2 separate regions of the Homo sapiens genome follow, and region 2 is linked to region 1. A link is a loop called in an ENCODE intact Hi-C map of the cell type or tissue named here. Cell type or tissue: Calu3. All regions are shown on one strand. Links, peaks and the distances in the headings refer to the core of each region. The heading gives the core; the rest is flanking DNA.

Evidence for each region. Hi-C counts contacts between places; a loop is a spot of excess contacts. Peaks named below come from ENCODE experiments on the same cell type or tissue, not always from the same donor. Only the 100,000 strongest peaks of a DNase experiment are listed, where the experiment ranks them.
Region 2: it touches region 1 in a loop (2.1-fold over the local background); 2 of 110 quality-filtered maps call a loop at or near these places.

Annotation. Positions count from the first base shown.
Region 1 is chr3:121,940,589-121,944,995 of GRCh38, forward strand. SLC15A2 (solute carrier family 15 member 2) reads left to right here. Exons shown (of 22, transcript NM_021082.4): 22 at 243-3,600. The coding sequence ends at 419. Among named protein-coding and RNA genes, the nearest start is that of SLC15A2, 48 kb to the left of the region's middle. In Calu3, for the core only: no CTCF peak of the experiment used is centred there; a DNase peak (open chromatin) is centred at 2,003.
Region 2 is chr3:121,881,174-121,885,580 of GRCh38, forward strand. The region is part of intron 5 of EAF2 (ELL associated factor 2); the gene reads left to right. Among named protein-coding and RNA genes, the nearest start is that of SLC15A2, 11 kb to the right of the region's middle. In Calu3, for the core only: a CTCF peak has its summit at 2,560 (motif pointing right); a DNase peak (open chromatin) is centred at 2,538.

The DNA.
Region 1 (4,407 bases), core at 266-4,265:
CAGTGCTGTGACATGAAATGGGTTAGATATACAGACTTTACCAGGAAAATAGACATATGTAAGTGGCAATAATGACTACAATATACCTATGTGAGGAGAGGCCAGTGAACCCAGTCTTTGTCCAGCAAAAGTCTGGTTAAACTGGTGATCCCAGGTCAGTCTGCTCCCCACTCCTCATCCTGTAAAGATCTCTTTAGTTTCAGGTTTCTCCATATTCTTCTCATATTTATTTCCCCCTGCAGTGGGCCGAATTCATTTTGTTTTCCTGCCTCCTGCTGGTGATCTGCCTGATCTTCTCCATCATGGGCTACTACTATGTTCCTGTAAAGACAGAGGATATGCGGGGTCCAGCAGATAAGCACATTCCTCACATCCAGGGGAACATGATCAAACTAGAGACCAAGAAGACAAAACTCTGATGACTCCCTAGATTCTGTCCTGACCCCAATTCCTGGCCCTGTCTTGAAGCATTTTTTTTCTTCTACTGGATTAGACAAGAGAGATAGCAGCATATCAGAGCTGATCTCCTCCACCTTTCTCCAATGACAGAAGTTCCAGGACTGGTTTTCCAGTACATCTTTAAACAAGGCCCCAGAGACTCTATGTCTGCCCGTCCATCAGTGAACTCATTAAAACTTGTGCAGTGTTGCTGGAGCTGGCCTGGTGTCTCCAAATGACCATGAAAATACACACGTATAATGGAGATCATTCTCTGTGGGTATGCAAAGTTATGGGAATTCCTTTATAGGTAACTGCCATTTAGGACTGATGGCCCTAATTTTTGAGGTGCTGATTTAGAGGCAAAATTGCAGAATAACAAAGAAATGGTATTTCAAGTTTTTTTTTTTATAAGCAATGTAATTATGCTATTCACAGGGGCCTCAAGAATTGGTATGTATGATGTGATCTGGTCCAGCCAGGGCCTGGCTTGTCAGCTCTCTAGGTTTGATATGACTTTAGTAAATTTGTCAATATAGATGGTAGGAAGCAGAATGCCATTTTATTAAAACACAGGAGAAGTTATATCTCTCTGATTATGATAGTATTTTATTTACTTATCCAAACCCTCCTTTCTCAGTATGGATAGATCATGGAAACCAGATTAGAGATAGTAAGCATTAGTAAACATTGTTCTGGAGAACAGGAACAGGTGTAAGTTGTAGAAATCCTGAAGAGCCAGTCATTCTTTTACAGAGTACATTCTTCTTAGCCTCTATGGCGCTGGTCTATGCCCTTCAGTGAACAGTTGTATAAACAATAATTATAATTTGCAACCTTGTCTTGTCAACCTTGCTGATCCAGCTTTTTCTTATTATTACACCTTGTCTTGCTTATTGCAGCAAATATTCAATAACAACAATGTTTCTATAAGTCCAACTTCCTTTATTAATGTTTCCATTTAGCCTCAAAAATATCAAAGTAGTTCCTTTTTGATGTTGTTTTCCTGATTTACTTTTCCCATAAGTTTTAAATACCATTTCTGCCTTGAAGCCTAGAAATTTTCTTTTTATTCAAAAAAAGTTACATTAATGCTCTAGGTTTGAGGTTCTAAAATGGAAATGTCAATAGAGGAGCATGGTCCTATGTGAGGTTCCTATCAAAATTTGTGGGAGTAGGGATGGTAGAGCATGAGGGTTTTGTTTGTGTATGTGTATGGTCATGAAAAAAAATTGAGAAACATTACCTCATACACAATGAATGAATCAGAGGACAGACACGGGAATGGCACGACTGTGCAGTGTGTTACTAGGAAAAAAGTTCAGAATCACTGTTCTAGAGAGCTTCATTTCCATTGGTTTTAAAACATTATTCTCATGTAGAACAGTGTTGGGTCTCATACTGTTAATGTTAATACGTAACAATGTTCATGTTAACAGGCACCTGTTAATATTAACAGATAATGTTACTGTTAACAGGTAAGAGAAATTGCTCTAAGTGCCCAAACTTTATATACTTCAGTTTTAATGACAAGCATTTCAGAAATATAAGAGCGGCAGCCAGACCAACCAGTTTTTCCAGATATCTTGATGTGAACCTGACCCTACTCCTTTAGAAGACAGCCTGTTCATTTTTAAATAGCTTTAACCCAAACTGTTCTATGACCATTGTTTCAAGAGACATTAACACAGTTCTGTAAATAGAAGTGTCTATGGACAAATAAGTTTGGGAAATGTGGCATACTGTATCCTTTTCTTAACATTTGCATATTAAAGACTCTGAGATATCCTGCAGTAAAGACACAAGATACCTTGTTTAAATTAACATGTACGCTGCAGAACATTGGTTTGGAAAAAACTGTTGAGCAGTTCTTCCTTGTAAGTGCTGAGCTTCCTCTCTGAAACCTCCTACCATTGTTTTTTTTCCCCTGTAGCTAACAAGAATAAGTATAACAGCCGGCCAGGCACAGTGGCTCATGCCTGTAATCCCAGCACTTTGGGAGGCTGAGACAGGTGGATCACCTGAGGTCAGGAGTTCGAGACCAGCCTGGCCAACATGGTGAAACCGTGTCTCTACTAAAAGTACAAAAATTAGCCAGGTGTGATGGCAGGTGCCTGTAATCCCAGCTACTCGGGAGGCTGAAGCAGAAGAATTGCTTGAACCCGGGAGGCAGAGGTTGCAATGAGCCGAGATCACGCCATCACACTCTAGCCTGGGGGACAAGAGTGAGACTTCATCTAAAAAAAAAAAGAAAAGAATATGTATACCCCCTTTTTCATGTGGCAGATGTTTAGCTATTTGGGGAGAACTTTCATGGCTCTTCCCTAATCATCAAGTATTCAAGGTAAAGATTCTCGGTTCCTGTAATGGTTCCTCACCAGGCATAATTTGTCCTTTTACCATCCTACTTTCTGTCTTCTGAAAAACATTCTTTATCTGAAATACAGCAATTAATATTAAGATATCTTAATATGAAGTGCCTGGAGTCAAATATAACATTCCAAAGTAGTCTGACTGGAAGAACTAGCACCTGCCTTTCTTCAAACAATGCACTTCTGTTAATGCAGTGTAAGGTAACATGAGTTGTTTTTGGAAACTACATCATAATGTGGGCTTACATTCTAGCACTTATCACTTAATGACAGGGATACATTTGAGGAATGCATTGTTAGGCAATTTTGTCATTATGCAAACATCATAGAGTGTACTTACACAAACCTATGGTATAGCCTACTACACATCTAAGTTATATGGTATAGACTGTTTCTCCAGCTATATGGTGTAGACTGTTTCTCCTAGGCTACAAACCTGCACAGCATGTTACTGTATTAAATGCTGTAGGCAATTGTAACACAATGGTATTTTTATACTTAAACATATCTAAACATAGAAACGGTACAAAAAACTTTACACATTATATAGATGTATCAAATTATTCATATGTGCTCTGAAAATGTCTATATCTGTTATGTATCAATTTTTTAAAAAGTGAATGACATAATTCATTTGAAAAAATGTGGACACACAAATTGGAAAAGAGGTATAAATGCAGTATTATAATCTAATGGGACCACCATCACATATTTGGTCTGTCATTGACTGAAACTGCAATATAGAGTTTTTCTTAACATTTGCATATTAAAGACTCTGACTATATATGGACATATATGACTGTCACCATTGTAAGACATTTTGATGTTATTCTAAGTGACATGTTAAACCATTGGAAGTTTAGAACATGAGAGTGACATAATGTGATCATTTAAGATCACTTTGGCTGCTAAGGGGAGAATTATCTATAGTCAGGAAGGAAAAGAAGTAAGGAGTTAAGTTAGGAGGCTTTTGCAATAGTTCAGGCAATAGATGGTAGTGACTTGGACAAGGTGATAGTAGTGGAGGTGGAGAGAAATGGTTTGACTTGGAATTAAACTTTAAGCTAGAACTGACAAGATTTGAGTGTAGTTTGGATACACAATTTAAAAGAAAGAAATGCGCCAGATGTGGTGCCTTACACCTGTAATCTCAATTCTTTGCAAGGATAAGGCAGGAAGATTCTTTGAAGCCGGGAGTTCAAGACCACTCTAGGCAACATAATGAGACCCCCTCTCTACAAGAAATAAAAATAAAAAAATTAGCCGGGTGTGGTGGTGTGCACCTGCAACCCCAGCTTCTCAGGAGGCTGAGGCAGAACAATCCCTTGAGCCCAGGTGCTTAAAGCTGCAATGAGCTATGATCACACCACTGTACTCCAGCCTGGACAATAGGACCCTGTCTCAAAATGAAAGAAGCGGTGGGGGGTGGAGAGAGAGAGAGAAAGGAAGGAAGGAAGGAAGGAAGCAAGGAAGGAAGGAAGGAAGGAAGGAAAAAGAAAAGAAAAAGAAAGAAAGAAAAAAGCTCACTCCTAGATTTGGTCCTAAGTAGTAAGGATGAATCAGGATGCAATTTTCTAGAAATAGCAAAGACTAGGAT
Region 2 (4,407 bases), core at 112-4,111, 60 kb before region 1:
CCTATAGTTGTGTCCTTGTCTGGTTTCAGTAACAGGGTAATGCTGGCCTCATAGAATGAGTTTGGAAGAATTCTCACCTCTTCAGTTTTCCGGAAGAATTTGAGAAGAATTGGTATTTATTCTTTAAATGTTTGGTAGAATTCAGTATTGAAGCCATCAGGTCCTGAACTTTTTTTTGATGGGAGACTTTTTATTACTGATTCAGTCTTATTACTTGTACTTGACCTGTTCATGTTTTCTATTTTTTCTTGGTTCAATCTTGGTAGGTGGTATATGTCCACAAATTTATCAATTATCATTAGGTTTTCCAATTGGTTATTTTTAAAAAATTAGTATTATTATTATTATTTTTTGGAGACAGAGTCTTACTCTGTTGCCCAGGCTGGAGTCCAGTGGCACAATCTCAACTCACTGCAACCTCTGCCTCCCAGGTTCAAGCAATTCTTCTGCCTCAGCCTCCCAAGTAGCTGGTACTACAGGCGCATGCTGCCACACCCGGCTAATTTTTTTGTATTTTAGTAGAGATGGGGTTTCATTGTGTTGCCCAGGCTGGTCTCGAACTCCTGAGCTCAGGCAATCCACCCACCTCAGTCTCCCAAAGTGCCGTGATTGCAGGTGTGAGCCAATGCACCCAGCCTTAATTATAATTTTATTAAAAAATTTATTCCAGTAAATTTGACATAGGAACGGATGGTTTTGTAGAAAAAGTATAATTTACCAAATCACAACCAAATAAGGGTCATCACAGAAATGTAAGAAATGTTAAACATATGAAATGGTATCAATCTAATTCACCACATTAACAGATTATAGAAGTAAACCCATATGATCATTTCAACAAATGAATAACTTGACAAAATTCAGTATTTATTAATTTGAAAACATGTACTTGAGGCTGGGCATGGTAGTTCACACTTGTAATCCCAGCACTTTGGGAGGACGAGGCAGGTGGGTCACTTGAGGCCAGGAGTTCAAGACCAGCCTGAGCAACATGATGAAACCCTGTCTCTACTAAAAATACAAAAATTAGCCAGGCATGCTGGTACACACCCATAATCCCAGCTACTCAGGAGGCTGAGGCATGAGAATTGCTCAAACCCAGGAGGTGGAGGTTACAGTAAGCTGAGATCATGTCACTGCACTCCAGCCTGAGGGACAGAGTGAGACTCTGTCTCAAAAAAAAAAAAAAAGTAAAATAAATAAAAACATTTACCAAAGGATGAATATAATAGGATTTTCTTAGCTTTATAAAAGTTAATTACCAAAAAACAGAACTCCTACAAACATCATACTAATAGAGACTTTAGGAGCATTCCCGTTAAATTCAGGAACAAGACAAAGAGGACTAATGTTATTTCTGTTGAGCACTCTATTGAATTTGCTAGCAAATACAATAAAACAAGTAAAAGAAATATGATATAAGAATTGGAAACAAGAAATAAAATACTCTTAATTTGTAGGAATGTAAATTATCTACATAGGAAATCCAAAAGAATCAGCAAACGATAGAACTAATAAAATAATTTGGAAAGATTACTAGATGCAAAAGATATATGCGAAAGTAAAGTCCGTAGTGTTTTTGTCTATCAGTAATAACCACTTGGGAGGTGGTGGTTTTTTTTTTTTAAGTAAAAATAGTGAAATTTCTTTTCCTGATGTATCTAAACTAGGAGTTTCCTAATGAAATAAACCATCTCTGACCATTACTGCAATCATCCCATTGCTCAGCTTTATGAGACCCAACACCCCCTTTTGTAACAGATATTTTTAATTCTCCTTTACTATTTTGAAATGAATTTCATAGCTTAATATAATCTGTGTACATACATCTTTGAAAAGCATTAATTTAATTTAATATAAAGGCAAAAGAAAAACAAATTTATAATAATATGTGTTCTAACTTTGTAAATGTTAAAGAATAGCTATATCAGAAGATACAATGAAGTAACCATGTTTTTGCAGTTACTTTTAATGCATAGATTTGGATTTAAGAAAAACAAAACAACATTCAACTCATATTATCAACAATTTTTCTTTTTATTTAACCTGTAGAAATAAGGACTAGAAAAGTATATGCATATATATTAAAAAATTGCGTCTACAGCTGCCTATACAGACAACTATTGTTATGCGTATTGCTGCTCCAAATACAATGAGCAGCATTGATGTTACTAATGTGTTGCCCCAAACTATTTTTAAAAGAAAATTTTTGAAAAGTTTTTAAAAAATACAAAACAAAATCATCTTCAGTTTACATGATAGCTGCATACTTGTAAGTTTCAATTAAATATGTGCAAAACAATACTTGGAATTTATGAAAATGTATTTCAGCTCTGGTTTTAAATTTATAAACAGATCTTCCAAGTACATATTCCACCCGACTTTCAAAAATTTCACAGAATGTAGAAGAGTTCTTTATTGTGCAAGACTGGTTCATCCATTGCAAGACATTTAGCATTCCTAAACTCCCCTCCCACTAAATGCTATTAGCAATCTACAGCCAACAGGACAAGCAACCCCTCATGTAAATTTCTGTATCATCCCCTGGGGGGCAGTACTACTCTCAGTGATAACTATTGATTTAAATGCCTGAATATATTTCTATGGGTAAACTCTCTTTTTCTGAGTCATAATTACAGCTATGATTGAAAACATATTTTCTTTACTAAGCAACTCATAATCAAAGGCTAATCTTATATCTTCAAAACTTGACTGAATATTTCCTAACCTTGACAGCATAAAGTCTAGAAAGGCAAAATGGAACTCTGAGTACGTTTGGGTTTGTGTCGCTTGAAAAACTCATATTACAGGCATCATATAACATTCTTATGTCATATAATAGTTCTGTAAGTGGAAACTTAATCCTTGAAAATTATGAAATGCATCAGGCAAGGTGGCTCATGCCTGTAATCTCAGCACTTTGGGAGGCCAAGGCAGGTGATTCACCTGAGATCAGGAGTTCGAGACCAGCCTGGCCAACATGGTGAAACCCTGACTCTACTAAAAATACAAAAAAATTAGCCAGGCATGGTGGCGCATGCCTGTAATCCCAGCTACTCGGGAGGCTGAGGCAGGAGAATCACTTGAACCAGGGAGGCAGAGGGTGCAGTGAGCTGAGATAGCGCCACTGTGCTCTAGCCTGGGTGACAAGAGTGAAACTCCATCTCAAAAAAAAAAAAAAAAAGAAATGAAAGTGATGAGATGGTCATGAGAACCAGATGCACAGAAGAAGTTTTAGCAGATTTTCTTATTTATTTATTTATTTTTTTTTTTGAGAAGGAGTTTCACTCTGTCGCCAGGCTGGAGTGCAGTGGCGTGATCTCGGCTTACTGCAACCTCCACCTCCTAGGTTCAAGTGATTCTCCTGCCTCAGCCTCCCGAGTAGCTGGGACTACAGGCATGTGCCACCATGCCCAGCTAATTTTGTATTTTTAGTAGAGACGGGGTTTCACCATGTTGGCCAGGATGGTCTCAATCTCTTGACCTCATGATCCGCCCACCTCAGCCTCCCGAAGTGCTGGGATTACAGGCGTGAGCCACCGCGTGCCCGACCTCGCAGATTTCTTTATCAAATGATGTTATCAGTTCTGCAGTTCATGCAAAAGACTGAAACATCTTATAATTTATACGTGGCCTAAAAACTATTCTTCTTAAATTAGGTATTGATTTCAAAACATGCCAGCTTTTTTGATTGCGGATTAGTTAAAAAATATAAGAATTTTTTTAACCATTGTAATTTACTACCTAAGTGATTTCATTCAGTCTGTTTGCTTCAGATAAACCTGTACGATCAATGACTCTCAAATCTTTATTTCTAGGTCCAGCCTCTACCTTTAGCTCCAGACTTGTATATCCAACTGCCAGTACCATATATATTTGGGTATTTACTAGGTATCTCAAATTTACCACATGAAAATTGAACTTGTGATTTTTCTTCTACAACCATGTTCCTCTGGTGTTTCTCATCTCAGTAAATGATAACTCAGTAAATGATTTATCCAGTTGTTCACAACAAAAACCTTGGGGTCATTCTTCACTTCTTTCTCTTGTACCCTAAATTCAATGTTTTAATTAGTCCTATAAACTCTGTCTTCAAAGTACATTATGAATCTGACCACTTAGCCTCACCTCCCCCAGACTACCTGAGTCAAAGCCAACATTATTTCTTACATGAGAGACTGCATTAGACTTACAACTTCTCTCTTGTTTCTGTGTTTCTTCCACACCATTATGGCGTATTTACTGATCTACAACCGGTTTTAAGTTAGTTGCCTGCTTAAAATTTTCTCATGAATTCTCATTACATTTTCAAACAAAATCCAAAGTTTTTACCATGACCTTGTGGATATCTTTCTGACCTCATTTACTACTGTTATCTTCCTTATTCATTCCATTCCACCCACAGTG